Regions from separate parts of the Homo sapiens genome. Here region 2 is linked to region 1. The links are chromatin loops, found by intact Hi-C in ENCODE. Cell type or tissue: PC-9. All regions are shown on one strand. Each heading gives the region's core, and the rest is flanking DNA. Links, peaks and the distances in the headings are about the cores only. Region 1 has its middle 22 kb from the start of CRYM. Region 2 holds the start of THUMPD1 (THUMP domain 1 NAT10 acetyltransferase adaptor).

Region 1 (9,069 bases), core at 524-8,523:
ATTAAAAGATTATAATTGAACTCCATAGAAAAATATCATAAGTAAAAGACCATTTTCCACCATGTCCAGCTAATTTTTGTATTTTTAGTAGAGACAGGGTTTCACCATATTGGTCAGGCTGGTCTCCAACTCTTGACCTCGAGTGATCCACCCGCCTTGGCCTCCCAAAGTGTTGGGATTAAACGTGTGAGTCACTGCACCCAGCTGGAGTTTTTTAAGTAAACATTTAAGAAACACTTACTTTTCAAGAGCTAATAGTGTGGAAAGTGTAAGGGAAATGGAGATTGGAAAAGAGAAAAATAGAAAAACAATCAAATGGAAATATAGATGAGAACTTGTCAGGGAGAAATAAGGCAATATCAATTCAAAACAATTATGAAAGCAGTCCACAAAGATAAAAAGCAAAACCACAGAACAAATACTAAAACCTATCATTCAAGAAAATTTCCTGAAATAAAAGAACACAAATCTACTCATTGAAAGGGCAACCAGTATACCTGAAAAAACTGACCCCTAATCACTAACACCAAGGAATATTCTAATAAACTACTTCACTTTAATAATAAAATGGGGCAGGGACTTTTATATATGTAGACAAAAAAGACAAGCATTTTATAATAGAAAAAGTCAGATCGAGTGCAGATTTTGTAACAAGAAGGTCTTATGCCAGGAGAGCAAGTCAGATGTTTAAGATACTCACTGAGGCCGGGGGCTCACGCCTGTAATCCCAGCACTTTGGGAGGCTGAGGCGGGCGGATCATGAGGTCAGGAGATCGAGACCATCCTGGCTAACACGGTGAAACCCCGTCTCTACTAAAAATACAAAAATTAGCCGGGCATGGTGGCAGACACTTGTAGTCCTAGCTACTCAGGAGGCTGAGGCAGGAGAATGGTGTGAACCTGGGAGGTGGAGCTTGCAGTGAGCCGAGATCGCGCCACCGACTCCAGCCTGGGCGACAGAGCAAGACTCCGTCTCTAAAAATAAAAATGAAAAATAAATAAAGATATTCAATGAAAGAAAAACACAAGCAAGGTTTTTACCTCCAGTCGAAGTGACCTTCAAGATTAAAAGTCACAAAAGGCCAGGCGCGGTGGCTCACGCCTGTAATCCCAGCACTTTGGGAGGCCAAGGCAGGTGATCACCTGAGGTCAGGAGTTCGAGACCAGCCCGGTCAACATGGTGAAACCCCATCTCTACTAAAAATACGAAAAATTAGCCGGGCATGGTGGCACATGCATGTAATCCAAGCTACTCGGGAGGCTGAGGCATGACCATTGCTTGATCCGGGAGGCAGAGGTTACAGAGAACTGAGATCTCACCATCGCACTCCAGCCTGGGCAACAAGAGCAAAACTCCATCTAAAAAAAAGAGAAAAGAGTCACAAAGACTCATGAACACAAGGAATGCTGTTTCTATTAGCTCTTCCTGAAGAATATACAAATGAAAAAAATTCCCATTAACTAAAAATTGATTGGCAGAGCTTGTGTGTAAGAACTAATGGTGGGCATTGACTATATGTGCCTCTAAAATTTGGGCTAAATGAAAGGTATCTGTGTGATAAAATATAACATAATTGATACATATTTTAAAAATGCATAAATGTTTCTGTATCATGAATATAACAATAAATAGAACCAACCAGAGTGGGGATATGTGCCATGTGAGTGTCTTATGCATGTATGTAGATATGTGTATTTCCATTGACATGTAATTACAGAACAGTGTGGGAGAACTTCTATAGAACATATTGGTCCTCTCAGTAAACATAGAAAGGCTTAATTCTCTGACTAGATGAAAAAAATATTTTTCAGATTGGCTAACAAGCAAAATCCAACTCTGCGGTATGTAAGAAACACAACTAAAGCAAACTGTATCACAGAGGTTAAAAATAAAAGAATGATCTTTATGTTCTCATGCTAGACCAATACTTGGCCTTTAGCAATGCATTAAAAAATGTTTAAATCTTCTTACCAATTGATATATCATTTTCAGTGTCTGCCTTGTATAAGTAGATGCTTGTCCTGTTGCTCCCTGCAGGCACCTGTCTCTCCCATGATGCTGAGTTAGGTGTTTGTCCAGTATTTGCCCAATCAGAGAACTGATAGGTTAAATAAAAGCTATTAATTTGCAGTTTGTCCAGCCTTTCCTTATGTGAAGAGTGAAAGGGATATTCACCAGTTCTGTGTACCTCCAAGGGAAAGCTAAAGTTGGCTTAACCAATTTTACAAAAAGCAATGACCCAAAAATTCTACCTTTAGGTATATACCCGAGATACTTGCATCCACTTCTCCCAAGAGATACGTAAAATAATATTCAAATAAGTTATATTCACAAAAGTCAAACACTAAAAACAACCCGCATGTCTCTATTAGTAAACAAATGGGAAATATACAACATTCATATACCAGATTACTGTGCAGAAAGGAAAATGATGAATTATAATTACATGCAACATGAGTGAAGTTTCCAAACATAATATTGAGTGAAGCAGAAAGAAAGGAATGAATACTGGATGATTCCATTCATATAAAGTTCAGAAGTAGAAAAATTGAAATCACAATTTTAGGGGTGCATGTGTAGATAAAATGATAAAAAGGGAACTGTTAGGGAATTGCTCAAATAACAATAAAAGCAATGGATACTTTTTATAGAGGACAGAAGCTGGGAAATAGCCCATGGGAATGTATGGGTTATTATTACTTGACCTGGATAGGGTGGTTTTGTGTGTATTTGCTTTAAATAATTCATTAAGCTCGATGTTTGAAATATCTCATATTTATTTGTGTGATCATGAAGGCAATACATGCTTTAAGACTAACATTAAGAAAAATCCCACACTGTTACAAACATGTGTTTTTTCAAACATTTTTAATCCCAGTTAATTTCATTTGCTATAATCTACAAATATGCAATAAAAGTGTAAATACAAATGTTTATTCTAAATTAGGAATAGACACCACCCTCTTTCCTCCTACTCCACCAGTGGATCATTACTCACCTGTATAAGAAACTAGAACAAGTGGCCTGACTTTGGTGATTTATATGTGATTTCCTGTTTCACACGTGAGGCTATTCTTACTATGATTATTCTTATTATGATTAATCCTTATTGTTATTAATCTTGTTCTTATTGTGATTATTCCTGTTGTCCTCCCCACCAAACACACTGTACCTGCCCACACACTGCCGGGAGGAAAACATCCTGGTTCAGATTCTCAGCACTGCGTTTAGGAATAAAGTCTCGTAGCAACATTAGGCTTTTAGTTTTTTTTTTTAATTTTTTTTTTACTTTTTGAAACAGAGTCTCACTCTGTCACCCAGGTTGGAGTTGAGTGGCGTGATCTCAGCTCACTGCAACCTCTGCTTCTTGGGTTGAAGCGATTCTCCTGTCTCAGCCTCCCGAGTAGCTTGCATTACAGGAGTGCACCACCACTGCTCGGCTAATTTTTCTATTTTTAGTAGAGACAGGGTTTCGCCATGTTGGCCAGGCTGGTCCCAAACTCCTGACCTCAGGTGATCCGCTCGCCTTGGCCTCCCGAAGTGCTGGGATTACAGGCGTGAGCCACTGCACCTGACCACATTAGACTTTTAGAAGGCTCAGGTGTTTTACATTGGGCAGGTGAACTGGCTAATATTTGTACCCTCAATCATTGCTATGAACTCCACATAATAAGACTAGTTCATGAGGAATAAATCTGCCGAAACCATTAACTATATCATGGATACCAAAGAGATTGGGTTAGCAGGTCATATTGCCTTTTGTATTAACCTCCTCTATCCACCCCTTCAAGTATATAGTTAAGTAAATGTAGCAATATTTTGGTGATTTCAAATTAAGTGTGTAAGATTATTCACCGGTCCTATTATCCTTTCTTGAGTAGTGTCTTAAAACACAAGAACCAAGGGATCCTTAACTGCTACATTCCCAGCAAGGACTGGGGAAAGGTGATGGTAGAAATCTTGCCCTTGTAACATTGCATGTTAAGTAAGAGAGCACTAATGGTGGGGAGTATTTGGGATTCGGGCATTTGGAATGGGAGCCTGGCATTGTTGGGAGGAGCAGCAGCGTTAGGTTACTTTCCAAACACCCCTAGAGTTTAATTGCCTTGATTTCTTCCCCTAAATCCGACTATTAGTCCATGTCCATCAAGAGATGGCCTCCTCTCACTTTCTCAATTCTCTGTTCTTCCGCCTTCTCACCTCACCCTTCTGTGCCTTTTGTCCTCCAACATACACTTGATAGGAGTGGGGGAGTGGAGGAGAGGCTCATCTGAGTTGGGGGCTGAAGGGGAGATTGCAATGGTAACTGTGTTTTTATTGCTGTTGTTAAAGGTGTTTGGCATTTTGGAGCAAGCTAAAGAGCAATTTGATTTAGAAGACTATTCTGTCAGATCACACTGGAACAAGTCTTCCTGACCTTTGCTAACCCAGAGAAATCATCCAGTGATGATGAAAACGAGGTGCCATGAGATTCCCTCTTAAAAAAAAAAAAAAAACAGAAAAAGAAAAAAAAAAGAAATGCCCTACACGTGAGTCCCAATAAACTCATCTACTCATCAAGCTGGACTGGTCTGAGTCATTCTTTGGTCTGTTGGCTCCTTTCCCAGTTTGGGGCGGAGGATGTTCTATACAGTCCTGGATTTTTCCCCAACCAGGAAGAGAACTCCTTGTCCTGCAGTGTTCCTCTTGCGCCCTCTCCTGACAAAGCTTAACTTCGGAGCTGGAGCAAGTCGTATCCGGCATTGCAGGGAAGAGTGAATTTGGCCTGTGATCCAATCAGAAGCTGCGATTCTAAACAGGAAGCCACACTGGATGCGAGAATTGGGGTGGGGCGCGCCAAGAGGAGCAAGCATTATAGAACGTGGGGAGCATGAGAAATACACGGAGGTGGAAACGCCGGAGTGGCTGGCGGGTAAAGGCAGCGGGCGCAGATGAAGCGGGCTGGGCGTCCCACGCGCAGAACCGTCCCGGACAGAAGCCGCAGGGCTGCGCTGGCTGGAAAAAGGAACGCGAGTACAGCGCGCGTGGCGCGGGGTCTGCTCCAGGACGGAATCTTTTGGGTGGCCCGCATGAGGGGTTTGCAGGACCCCGGGCCTTTGGGAAGTTATCTGCTAAACTCCAGTAGACCCTGAGGAGCAGCGGCTCATGAATCTTCTTAAACTTCTGTCATCAGCGGCTGGGCCAGCTGAAGGTGACCATGGCACACGAGGGAGAGAGAAGCCCGCGAGAGGCGGAGAAATGTGGGGTCGTCCAGGAGGGTCGACAAGGCAAAGAACCTGAAGACGACCCAAAAGGGTACCTAGGTGGGGCCCTTTCAGGGACTTGGGGCATAGGGTAGGGCGCATGGGACGAGGTGGGTGAGCGCAAGGGACGAGATGGGTGTGCGCATGGGACGAGGTGGGTGGGAGCATGAGACGAGGTGGGTGGGGCGGTGGGTGAGGTCTCCGCCCCCAGACGGGCTGGCGAGGAAGCAGGGAAGAAGTAACGTTGGGCTGGTGAGGCAACAGGTGGGGCGCACTGGAGCTGCGGGATAATAGGTGGAACAAACTGGGGACTACACTCGTGGGCGCACGTGCGGAAGAGGGACTGAGGAGGTTCTTGCGTGCTCCCCTCGAGCACCGCCGACAGCTTCACCCGCACCTCCTGCCTTCCGCACCGCTGACTCCTACCGCTCCGCGCACTGCGCGCCCCCAGCCCTAGTGCAGCCAGCTCCCGGCCGGGTCCGCGCGAGGGCCAGGCTGCCAACCTGCCCGCGGGCGGCTGGTGGTTGGGGAGGGCGTTGGGAGGAGGAGTCCCGCCGGGTGGACGCGCGCCCTTCAGCGGCGGAGGCGGAGGCGGCAGCGGCGAGGCCTGAGGGTGCGTGCTAGGGAGTCCTGGCGCGTCCTTCTTCTGCCGGCGTCCCCCTGCGCTTGCAGCTGCTCCCCGACGCCCGGGAGGCCCACCCGCTAGCCGCGATGGGCGCGCAGAGCCCAAAAGGGCGACCCCCAAACAAAACTCACGCATATAAATCCTCCAGAGACTTCCTCATCCCCCCGCCAACACACACACACCCACACACACATACACACAATCAAATCAAATAGAAGCACTGTTAGGAATTTTATATTGGCTATGCAAAGTGCTTGAACGCACTGACTTTGGAGGCAAATGCCTTGTCCCTAGTCCTGACTAGTCCAGAATTTATTTGCTGTGACCTATGGCAAATTGCTTGGTTTCTCTAAGCCTCCATTTCCTAAGGCTTATATCTGAAAATAACTATAAGAGGAAAGGATGCTATTGTATCCAACTCAGAGGGCAGTCCTGATACTTACATTGCGAGAACATGTTAAGTGTTCCATAAATGGCAGAAGGGGCTGTGGAAGTTCAGTGATTATAGGTAGTTTAATTTGTCTTAGTTTTCCTTTGTGAAAGCATAAATTACACCAGAGAAAGTCACATATGTAAGGAATACTTTATGCAAAGCTGTTGTCCTAGGGAAGAGAGACCAGAACTCAGTCTAAACTAACTCTGCTGAAACAAAGTGGGGCAGGGTTTTTAAGCTCTAGGATGAGAGTAGAAAGGTGCTGGAGGGCTGTCGGAAGCATACTGAGTTGTTTGCTGAGTTTACAAGTGTTTCCTCCGTGATTAGGCCAGCTGTGTTTGCTAATTGGCTCTCAGGGAAGTTAGGCTCCTACCCTCCCACAGAAACTGGGAGATAGGGGGACCGTCTTCCTTGATGATTGCATTTCAAAGGAATGGCTCCCAGGTCCTTGACAAAGATGATTCTGGTTTGTAAAACTAGTAAGAGGCTATTAAAAAGAGTTACAGATATCTCAAGACAGAGAAAGAATTTACAGTGAAAAGCTTTCTAAAGAAAATGCTCTGTATTAATCTGTTTTCACACTGCTGATAAAGACATACCCAAGACTGGGCAATTTACAAAAGAAAGAGGTTTATTGGACTTACAGTTCCACGTGGCTGAGGAGGCCTCACAATCACGGCAGAAGGTGAAAGGTATATCTCACATAGTGGCAGACAAGAAAGCTTGTGCAGGGAAACTCCCCATTTGAAAACCATCAGTTCTTATGAGACTTACTCACTATCATGAGAAGAGCACGGGAACAACCCATCCCCATGATTCAGTCATCACTCACAGGGTCCCTCCCATAACACGTGGGAATTATGGGAGCTACAAGATGAGATTTGGGTGTGGACACAGAGTCAAACCATATCATGCTCTAAGAAAAGAAAGTTTTGGGCCTAGAGTCAGGAAAAAGCCTTTTCAAGTCAAGCTGAGAACTTTAAGGTGGTCTTGGCTACCTCATTTTATGCAAAGTAGGCAGAAAATTTAAAAGAAAAGAAACATATTTAAGTACAATTAAGAAAATTACAGTGTTTCAGTTAAAGCAGTTCAGTGCTTTTTAGAAAAGGAGCTGAAATTAAATAGTAAGTATAAATTTAATTCTAATAATTCAGGGCTATGAACCATGTAATTGCTTAATTTCCAATAACTATTTGTTCTTTTGCGACTACAGTTTGGCAGGTTGCCCTAATAATTTTCAGGCATTTTAGGTTCATGCTCCTTCCAACCCTCCTTTTCCCTTACAAGGGTTGCATCCAAGTTATGAGGGATAAGGGTGGGGGGTGTTTCATATTTAGGACCAGGATGTTGATGTGTACTTATTCCTGGCCAGGCTGTTTTGGAGTCAGGACTCTTGCGCTATAAGATCCCCCAAATCTATTTTGGGAATAGTGAAAGGGATGGGATGATGCTGAGGAGCCGGGCTTCGGCATTTCCTTATTGTGCATTATTTCCAATCCGTTGTTTTACCCTGGAAAGGGTCAACTGAAAGAACTGGCCATTGTCTTTGTAGGTATTAAGTATTGCTCTGTCTTCCCCGAGACCAAAAAATAAAAGATTGAATGAGGGATGGTACTGAATTGAAAACTTATGGTTAATATTCCAAAACATTACCCACTAAAAGAGCAAGAGAAAAAAGTTAGTGGGAGAGTGTTTCAGATGATTCCTTCTTCACAGGTTTACCTGTTCCCCCACCTGAAGAGTTAATTAGAAAAACAATACAGGTACATTACATAAAATTCAAACTCTATAGACATACAATTTGTAAAATGTGTAAGTCCCCCATTTTCCACCTCCTGAGGACATACTATCAACAGATCTTCTACCATTTTTCTTTTCTGTACATGTACTTCTTTTCTCTACATATATATTTTTCCAAACAATGTGTTTATATCATGTATAATATTTTGCAGTTTACTTTTTCTACCTTAGTAGTATATTATCCTCTCATGACAGTGTATCTATATCTATCCCTTCTTTGTAACAGAGGAACAGGATTTTATTGAAGGTATTGGCATGATTTATGTAATCATTCTTTCTGTTTTCATTTGATCTTACTGTTTTCCAGTGTTATCATGAACATCTTTCTGCCTGAATCTTTGTTTTGCTATGGTTTTGCTTTATGAACTTTGTTTCTAGGTTTGTTTGCTTTTTTTTTAAATAGCCTTTAAGACTTGGATCTGCTGCATAAATTCCTTTAAAGTTTGCAGACATGTATTGAGTGTATTGATCAGCTGCACTAAGGAGTAAGCACCTGATGTGAAGCCCCCTTCCATGAAAAATCCTTTAAGAATGGCATAGTTGTGAAGTTGGAAGGCTGTATGAATCACAAATTGATTTTACCCCATCACCACATCAGCCAAACACCTGCTCTGCCATTTTGATTAAGATTCGTCATGTATTTCATGCCAGTAATCCCAGCACTTTGGGAAGCCAAGGCAGTTGGATCACCTGAGGTCAGGAGTTTGAGACCAGCCTCAACAACATGGTTAAACCCCATCTCTACTAAAAACACAAAAAATTAGCCAGGCGTGATGGCACGCACCTGTAATCCCAGCTACTTGGGAGGCTGAGGCAGGACAATCGCTTGAACCCGGGAGGTGAAGGTTGCAGTGAGACGAGATCGCGCCATTGCACTCCAGCCTGGGCAACAAGAGCAAAACTCCATCTCAAAAAAAAAAAAAAATTAATCATGTATTAATTGAGATTTGCAGGGCCGTGTGCTTTA
Region 2 (9,069 bases), core at 557-8,556, 560 kb before region 1:
TATCATCAGTAAATCAACTTATTGAGAATAAAGTCTCTTCAACTTTGTACTGCATCTTGCCCCAGCATTTTAATGTTATTAGATTCTCACCAACCATGCATATTTTCCTTTCCTGAGATAAGTTCTGCTACTAAATAATTTGCTTCTTAAACCTTTTGACTAAAGGTGATTTCTGAACAAAAGCCTTACTGTTTTTGATAGTCCAAAAGCCATTTGAAAATAATGAATATCCTTTCTTGTCAAGTGGCTGTGATTTATTGTTACAATTGCTAGTTTTGTAAGTTGCATGTCACAGACAATGCACAATGGGACAGGAGAGCTTGGACTGAGTCCACATAATACCCTTGAGAAGTAGCTTTCTTTATTAAGACAGAATTTCTTTGTGTCCCTTGTTGCACTAGTATACTGAAGTATACTCAGAAGACTGAAGTTCTTCATCACCAACCTTTTCAGAAATGTCTGTAGTTCTATGCCTAAAATGGTTCTCGTCTCTCTCACATCTTGCCTTCCAAAATTGCGACACTGGACTGTCAGCTATATTACACACAAATGTTAAAAAAAAAAAAAAAAAACAGACATAAACAAGAAAATCACAAAAGTACAAAAACTTCACTAAACAATTCACTTCTAACCTACATGATCCACATTTTTGCAATGTTTACAACAAAGTGGCAGGCAGACAGCTGAGCTGTGGCATGTAAAAACTCCTTCCTTAGAATGAAAACTTCCCTCTGATTTTCTACTTCACAGGTAGTTCACTCCCTTAAGTCAGCTGGCACTGCAGAAGAGGAGCCTGGGAGAGGCCAACATCCCCCTCCTATCCTCCCCTCTTTGCAACAGCAGCACATGGGTCTGCCTCTACGTAATACCATAAAGGCTGAAAGATCCCTAAAAAAACTGTTAACAGGGCTGCGCAATCATTGCTCACTACTGTGAGAACAGCATAATGCAGCACACAAATAAAAAACTGTTTTTAGTCACAATTTAAGGTGGAGCCCCAGCAACATCTCGTAGAGCCCCAGGTGAGAAACCCACCTCCAACACCAAATGACTTCCTATGAGAAGTCATTTTCATTTGACTTGGATCCTTCTGTGGCTTGACTTGCAAGTTCAGGTTTGGCTCCTCCCTCATTTACCACCTGTGGATTAGACGTTGGTTTTGTCTGCCCCAGCTCCTCAGTATTCTCTGGTACCTGCTGGTTATTTTTTCCTTCTGCTGTGTTGTTTTGGTCTGATTTGTCCGCAGATTCCAGTTTAGCTTCTTTCCCATTTCCCTGCTTTGAGTTAAGCTGTGACGGATCCTTAGGGCTCTTCACCACCTCCTGGAGATTGTATTTTCTAAACAACATGTAATCTTTCACAACACTCAGGCAACAGACAGCTTTGATGATTTCTACTACCACTGTGTACTGTGGATTGGTGAGATCCACTTTATTTTCTGAATTGAGGGTGCACACTATTCCTGTAACAAAAACAGAAAAACACATAGCTGAGGAGGATACCATTACATCTGATAGATACAAAAAATCTTTTGTCTCTGTTTCTTGTTAAAACAAGACATACAGTAATCCACTCTTCTATGTGGACTTCAAATAATCTGAACCCTTACAATAAATAAACACAAATGAAACCCTACAACATTTAATAAGAATTTTTTTCCAAACAAAATTCAATTTCGAGTTAAAAAAGACTTTTATCTAACTACCAGAAAATCTCATATCCGACATATTGAAATCAGTTGATTTAATACTATTTTAAGAACATTTTAATATATTTGTTCTACACTCAAAAATGTAAGCCTTAAATCTTTAAAAAGAAAAAAATCCTTAAAAAACAAGTATTTACCATTGAATGCCTATGGAAAATCACTAAGAGAAACATACCTGCCAATTCTCTGATAACTTCTTCTCTATTCACATGACTGTTATTTCGAGATTTGTACACAATCTGAAATGTCCCTTTGTTTGGAGCTTTAAACCAGGGTTCCAAAAATGTTTCTGCATATTTTTTCATATCTTCTAAAAAAGCCTTGCATGTGCCTGAGATGGGTAACATTCGCAAAATAACTCGAGTCTTCTTTTTCTTGGTTTTGTACATATCCTGGAGAATATGATGCACCAATTTCTCAGGCTCTTAAGAAAAAAAAAAAGTTAAGAAGATAATTTCTCAGACATCTTAAAGATCGAACTCTAAAATGAATTTTCACTGGCAATGACATAAGTTGACAGAAGAAATTCTCATAATGAATTTTAAATGAATCTACCTAGTCATTCTTTCCAAACAGTATTTCTTCAGTGCCTAATACGTACTATAATGTATCTAATATATTTTAACTTTTCATCATTATTACTGCTTGCACTAGAAATGACTGTTTAGGTAGACACCGTTGTTAACATTTTTGTGATGTCCTGAGTTATCCAACCGTAACACCATGCTGTTGTTTTCCTGTAACAACAGAGTACATTAAACAGTACACACTTTTTTACAAAAAAAAAAAAAAAAAATTCTGTGAGTCACTTTAAAAGATGTAATTAATCCATTAGCTAAGTTAGCACACAAGTCTAAATCTCAGACCCAAGAGGAATCCCAGAACCATGCTGGGCACAACATCATGAAAGGGAGGTCCTCAGGCTGCAACTTGCCTACATACAAGTATATTTGGGGCTGCTCCGAAAATTTGTAAATTAGTTGACCACACTGAAAAACAAAAAAACTCCAGATTTCAAACTTCTTTTGAGAAATTCAAATACCTGGCCCTGCATTCCCAAAGAGCAACAACTGGCTGGAGCTGAGTAGCAGCTGCCCCTTATTTACACAGAACTGGCACTCTAGTTCTGCCTTAAGTTATATACGAAGGAAGCAGCAAAGCCAGGTTTCCACTCATAAGCCAATGCTACGTCCACCACCCCATTCTACCTCTCCACAGGCCAACTGCTAATACAGTGTACAGAAGCTGCCATCAAATGATTAACTGAGTCATGCCCAAGAAGCCATTTTGTAAGCAGTATTCCCTGAGACAGGAAGATACCCAGATGTTATGAGATCGATAATCTTAGCAAGTATTTGTCACACCTATCCCAAGTGTCCTGATGAAGACAACGTTATTTGCTCCACTTTCCACTGACTGGAATCTTCTTAACCTCATCTCTGTAGATGCCTTAATGTCACCAACTTCTTTCTTCAAGGCAGCCTCCGCATCATCATCCTCTCCCTCACTTCCAGAGGGCTGCTGATCCTTGTCTGTAAACTGTTTGCATAAAACTAATGAGCAGAAATGACACAACAGCTCACATTTAAACACTATAAGTAATTATTTATGTGAAGTCCCTGGCGGCAGGTGGCTCAGTATTGATTTTTTTTTTTTTTCTAAAGATGGAGTCTCGCTTTGCCTCCCAGGCTGGAGTGCAGTGGTGCGATCTTGACTTGCTGCAACCTCCGCCTCCTGGGTTCAACCAATTTTCCTGCCTCAGCCTCCCAAGTAGCTGTGATTACAGGCGCATGCCACTACACACAGCTAATTTTTGTATTTTTAGTAGAGATGGGGTTTCGCCATGTTGGTCAGGCTGGTCTTAAACTCCTCAGGTGATCCACTCGCCTCAGCCTCCCAAAGTGCTGGGATTACAGGTGTGAGCTACCATGCCCAGCTGACTCAGTATTGATAATAAAGCTTTTTTTACGAAGCTGGGACACCACACCCTTCAAAACGTGGAGCAAGGCCGGAAGTGGTGGCTCATGCCCATAATCCCAGCACTCTGGGAGGCAGAGGCAAGCAGATCACCTGAGGTCAGAAGTTCGAGACCAGCCTAGCCAACATGGTGAAACCTTGTCTCTACTAAAAATACAAAAATTAGCCCGATGTGGTGGCAGACGCCTGTAATCCCAGCTACTCAGGAGGCTGAGGCAGGAGAATCGCTTGAACCCAGAAGGCAGATATTGCAGTGAGCTGAGATTGCACCACTGCACTCCAGCCTGGGTGACAGAGCAAGACTCTGTCTCAAAAAAATTAAAAAAAAAAAAAAAATGTGGAGGAAGAGGGAATTCCCGCAGACTATAGAATGTAAAATTTGAAAATGTTTTCAAAAGCATCCTGACAGTTTGAGGCAGAGAGAAACGTGCTGACCAGATCAATCATTTTAGGGTGGACCTTAACACGTTGACCAGGTATCTGTGTGCCTCACACGACACTGTCCTTTTGGTGAGATTAGACCAAATACCTGTGGAATTAAAAACCCTTACTCTTGTTCTATTAAGGAACAAGGCACAGAAATACATTGTTCAATAATTTTGGCCAAGCATGGTGGCTCATGCCTGTAATCCCAGTACTTTAGGGGGCAGAGGTGGGCGGATCCCTTGAGCCTAGGAATTTGACACCAGCCTGGACAACATGGCCTGAGAACCCGTCTCTACAAAAAATACAAAAAATTAGTCGGGCATGGTGGCACATGCCTGCAGTCCCTGCTACTCGGGGACTGAGGCAGGAGGACTGCTTCAGCCCCGGAGGTGGAAGTTGCAGTGAGCAAGAGCATGCCACTGTACTCCAACCTCCACCTTGGGTGACAGAGCAAGACCGCTTCCAAAAAAAGAATTTGCTTAAAGTACAGGAGTAGACAGGATATGTGCTTGTTGCCCAGCTCTCTGCCCCCTAGTGCCCAACGAAATTGCCAGTCAGGCACAATAATAATTGTATACATTTACAGAAACTTTATTACATACCAGTATGTATTTTATGTACATAAGCAACTCACTAGCCAGTCTTAAAGTATTCTCTTTTTTATCTAGCTCAGCAGCATCAAATAATGTGCCCATGTCCGAGTCCCCAAGCTAGTAGAGGATGAGCCGTGAATTTAAATTCCCTCTGTATTACCCTTCTTCATTTAATCCCTCAGTGTGCGTGTGTGTATTGGTCCAGATTCTAAGCCAGTAATATGATTTCCAAACACTAAGACTTTAGGTGATATTGGTAAAAGTTTTTACGTTCTAAAATGTATTTTAAGTGCAGTAACTAGCATTAGTAGTAAACCTATTATTTCAGAAATATTATTGCTTCAGGTAAACACATTATTACTCCAACTTCACGAGGCTGTCATGAAAAATGTGTTTCTGAAAGAGCTTCAGCACACCGCCTGGCCCTCAATGAGCAATCCTTAAGTGGGAGGTAGGCCGGGCTCAGTGGCTCGCGCCTGTAATCTCAGCACCTTGAGAGGCAGAGACGGGAGGATCGCTTGAGTGTAGGGTTTAGGACTACCCTGGGCCAAACAGTGAGACCCCTTATCTACAATTTACAAAACTTAGCCGAGAGTGGTGGCGCGCACTCATAGTCCCAGCTACTCTGGAGGCTGAGACAGGAGAAGTCGAGGCTTCCCTGAGCTATCATCACGCCACTGCACTCCAGCCTCGGCAACAGAGCGAGACCCTGTCTCACAAAAATAAAAATAAAAGTAATGGGAGCTACCGTGGTTACTGATGGCAAGAAAAGGTGCAAGCACTTCAAGCACAAAACCGATAGCACCGAAGTCTGCGAGCGTCTCAGGACTAGGGACGGAAACGCCGGCGAGGCCACGCCCCTACAGCCGTCACGCCGACGACCCGAGGCGCGCATGCCCATACCAGCAGCCATCCCTCCACCCTTCCCTCCTCCCGCAAGGCCTGGCAGCCGGCCCGCCCGCCCACCCCGGGACCGGTACCTTTTCTGGCCCATACATGTCGTCGCCGTATTCGTTGAGGAGGCTGTAGGCCTCCTCCACGCACTTGCGCTCGTTCATATTGCAGGTGATGAGGATGCCCTGTAGCCCGGGCTCTAGCTGACGGGGCCCGCCAGCGTCGCAGCGCCGAGCGCGCTTGGCCAGCACATACTGAGCCTTGCCTTTGCGCTTCCCGCCGCCAGGCTGAGTAGTCTGCTGGGCAGGGGCCGCCATGGTGTGCGCAAACTGAGAGGAAAGAGAAACGTTTCTCCGCTGCTGTTGGCGTCCTCGTCTATCGCCGGCGCGAACTGGTGACGTCGGATATGAGCGACGGCCTCCCCTAGCCGGCCTCGAAGCCTCATTCCGTGCTGCGCCAGGTCCTAAGGCCGGTCTGCAATCGTGAAAGGGGTGGAGTGATACCCGCCCAAGCCCCGCCTCCTGCCCCGCCTCCCGACTGCAACCTGAATCCAGTAGAGGCAGCATAGCAGCCATTCTGGAAGTGGTGTCGGTGGCTCCTCAAGCCCTTGAAGCTGGCTCCAGCCATATAGCTTCTTCCACCCAACCTTGGTACCTGTTCCTCCAGCCTTCCCTATAATTCTGCCAGCTACTGTGGAGGAAAAGTTAAATATTAAATTTGAACTCAATTGAACGTGGACACAATGGTCAAGTCCCGTAACAGGTTGCATGAGCCCCTTGAGGCATTCATTCATCCAGCACTGTTACAGATAACTCTGTACCTGTACTTGAGTTATTGAAAAACAGACAATCACAGAAACAAGTTGACCTTTATGTGTTCCTTGAGCCCAGTCGAGAAGGGCCCTCGTGACTGGGCCTCATGCCAATCAACGCATTACAAAAAGAGCCAGGGTCGGCCGGGCACGGTGGCTCACGCCTGTAATCCCAGCACTTTGGGAGGCCAAGGCAGGCAGATCACGAGGTCAGGAGATGGAGACCATCCTGACCAACATCTCTACTAAAATGCAAAAAATTAGCCAGGCGTGGTGGCGCGCACCTGTAGTCCCAACTACTCGGGAGGCTGAGGCAGGGGAATCACTCGAACTCGGGAAGCGGCGGTTGCAGTAAGCCGAGATCGTGCCATTGCACTCCAGCCTGGCAACAAAGCGAGGCTCTGTCTCAAAAAAAAAAAAAAAATGAGCCAGGGTCCCAGGCCACACGGAAGCTTCTTGAGACCCCTCCTCCTCTGTGCACGGACAAGTGGCTGACTCTGGAGCCCAGGCTGTTGCTTCCCGGTCTGGTGATGAATCCAACATAGTCTGGTGCGTGTAAATATATATATATATATATATATTTTTTTTTTTTCCCTTCTCCCCTTCCCATTGCAATTTGCTTACTATATCATTTGCTTATTATATCTGCATTGCCATTTACGTGGGATAAAGGTTGTTTACCCCCAAAGGTATTGTATGTTTGTCTATTTTTTTTTTTTTTTTTTGAGATGGAGTCTCGCTCTGTCGCCCAGGCTGGAGTGCAGTGGTGCGATCTGGGCTCACTGCAAGCTCCGCCTCCCAGGTTCACCCCATTCTCCTGCCTCCCTCCCGAGTAGCTGGGACTACAGGCGCCCGCCACCACGCCCGGCTAATATTTTTTATTTTTAGTAGAGACGGGGTTTTACCGTGTCAGTCAGGATGGTCTCAATCTCCTGACCTCGTGATCCACCCGCCTCGGCCTCCCAAAGTGCTGAGATTACAGGCGTGAGCCACCGCGCCTGGCCGTATTTTGTCTTGTTTTTTCCCCTCGCGCATTTCCCACATAGAACAGTTACTCAAAAGGCTTCCAGTAAATTCCATTTCAGCCTCAATTTTCCAGGCTATGTTTCTATTTCACTTAAAACCAAGGATGTTGGCTGGTGTTGTTTCATGCTGCTTTCGTTGCGGCCTTTTATCCATAGTCTTGGCAACTTATCATGTTACTGTCTTTTTAAAAATCATTGAAGATGCCACTTTTGAAGAATGTGTTTAAAAAACAAGTGCTTCTCATACTACTCTTCAGGTACAAACCTCTTAGCAGATTTGAGTTCCTACAAAGCCCTAAAAGATGTAATCTGATATTTTGAAAGGGACACCGAATTCACAGTCAATAAACCCTAGGTTCTAACCCCAGATCTACCACTATGTCCAAAAATTTTATCATCTTATTGTTTGCTTTTACCTGTGTATTCAATACAGCATTTAATTTTCAGAATTTCTTTGGTGGACACTGCACAGCAGAGATTTCTAGAAGTCCTCAGTTGTTTGTGAAGAGCAGTGTCATGACACTGGCATTGGCCTTCCCCCAAATCTCTCTCTCTTCTGCTGGCTGGGTTTCAGTTGCCCACACTCTGCCACCTGTCCTTAGGATATCAAATATTAGCATACAGATAACAAGTTAAAATATATATATTTCAAGTCCCAAGCATATTTGAGTACTATATGGAGGCAAACTTGAAAAACAAAAACTCAGTTTTGTTAAAATATGTGAGGAGGCAGCTTTAGGCTAAATTTAAGTTTGGCCTAAATCAAGCTTGTCCAACCTGTTGGCCCACAGTCAACATGTGGCCCAGGACAGCTTTGAAATTCAACCGGCCCAACACAAATTAATAAACTTTCTTAAAACACTCTGAGGTTTTTCTGCAATTAAAAAAAATTCATCTGCTATTGTTAGCATTAGTATATTTTATGGGTGGCCCAAGAGGATTCTTCTTCCAAGGAAGCCAAAAGATTGGACATCCCTGGCCTACAGGTTTCTCCATACATAGTGAACTATAACCTAATTGGATGTGTAAACAGACTGTAATGGCTGTTGTAACAAGTAGCCAAATCTCAGCCAAGCACAGAAGCCATGCTCAACCACTCACAGGTGGCTGATTGTTCAAACCATGTTTTTTATTTTTATGTTTTTTGAGACGGAGTCTTGCTGTCGCACAGGATGGAGTGCACTGGTGCAGTCTCGGCTCACTGCAACGTCCACTTACTGGGTTCAAGCGATTCTCCTGCCTCAGCCTCCCAAGTAGCTGGGATTACCTGTGCATGCCACCACGGCCAACTAATTTTTGTATTTTTAGTAGATATGGGGTTTCACCATGTTGGCCAGGCTGATCTTGAACTCCTGACCTCAAGAGATCTGCCCACTTCGCCTCCCAAAGTGCTGGGATTACAGGCATGAGCCACTGCGCCCAGCCAAACCACGTTTAAATAAGGCAAATACTGAGTTGTAACCTATTGGGCTGTTTCTGTACCTTACTTCCATTTCCTGCACCTCACTTTTCTTTTTATGTCCATAAATCATCTCTGACCATGTGGCAGCACCAGGATGTCTCTAAACCTATTCCGGTTAGTGGGTCAGGGGCCTGCCTGATTTGAGAATCCTTCCTTGTGCAATTTAATTCTGT

Evidence for each region. Peaks named below come from ENCODE experiments on the same cell type or tissue, not always from the same donor. Only the 100,000 strongest peaks of a DNase experiment are listed, where the experiment ranks them.
Region 2: it touches region 1 in a loop (9-fold over the local background); 2 of 110 quality-filtered maps call a loop at or near these places.

The regions. Positions count from the first base shown.
Region 1 is chr16:21,296,032-21,305,100 of GRCh38, forward strand. It overlaps a transcript of CRYM not described here and the pseudogene ABCA15P. Among named protein-coding and RNA genes, the nearest start is that of CRYM, 22 kb to the left of the region's middle. RefSeq lists silencers at 37-331, 5,655-5,914 and an enhancer at 6,357-6,945. In PC-9, for the core only: CTCF peaks have their summits at 4,689 (motif pointing left), 5,852 and 6,056; DNase peaks (open chromatin) are centred at 4,670, 5,480, 5,750 and 7,100; H3K4me3 peaks cover 2,503 bases; H3K27ac peaks cover 1,726 bases.
Region 2 is chr16:20,735,825-20,744,893 of GRCh38, forward strand. THUMPD1 (THUMP domain 1 NAT10 acetyltransferase adaptor) reads right to left here and starts at 5,994. Exons shown (of 4, transcript NM_017736.5): 1 at 5,685-5,994; 2 at 3,073-3,247; 3 at 1,884-2,132; 4 at 1-1,462. The coding sequence starts at 5,915. The coding sequence ends at 1,056. It also overlaps a transcript of ACSM3 not described here. RefSeq lists enhancers at 5,180-5,269, 5,300-5,439, 5,740-5,789, 5,800-6,069. In PC-9, for the core only: a CTCF peak has its summit at 4,664 (motif pointing left); a DNase peak (open chromatin) is centred at 6,067; H3K4me3 peaks cover 2,227 bases; H3K27ac peaks cover 361 bases.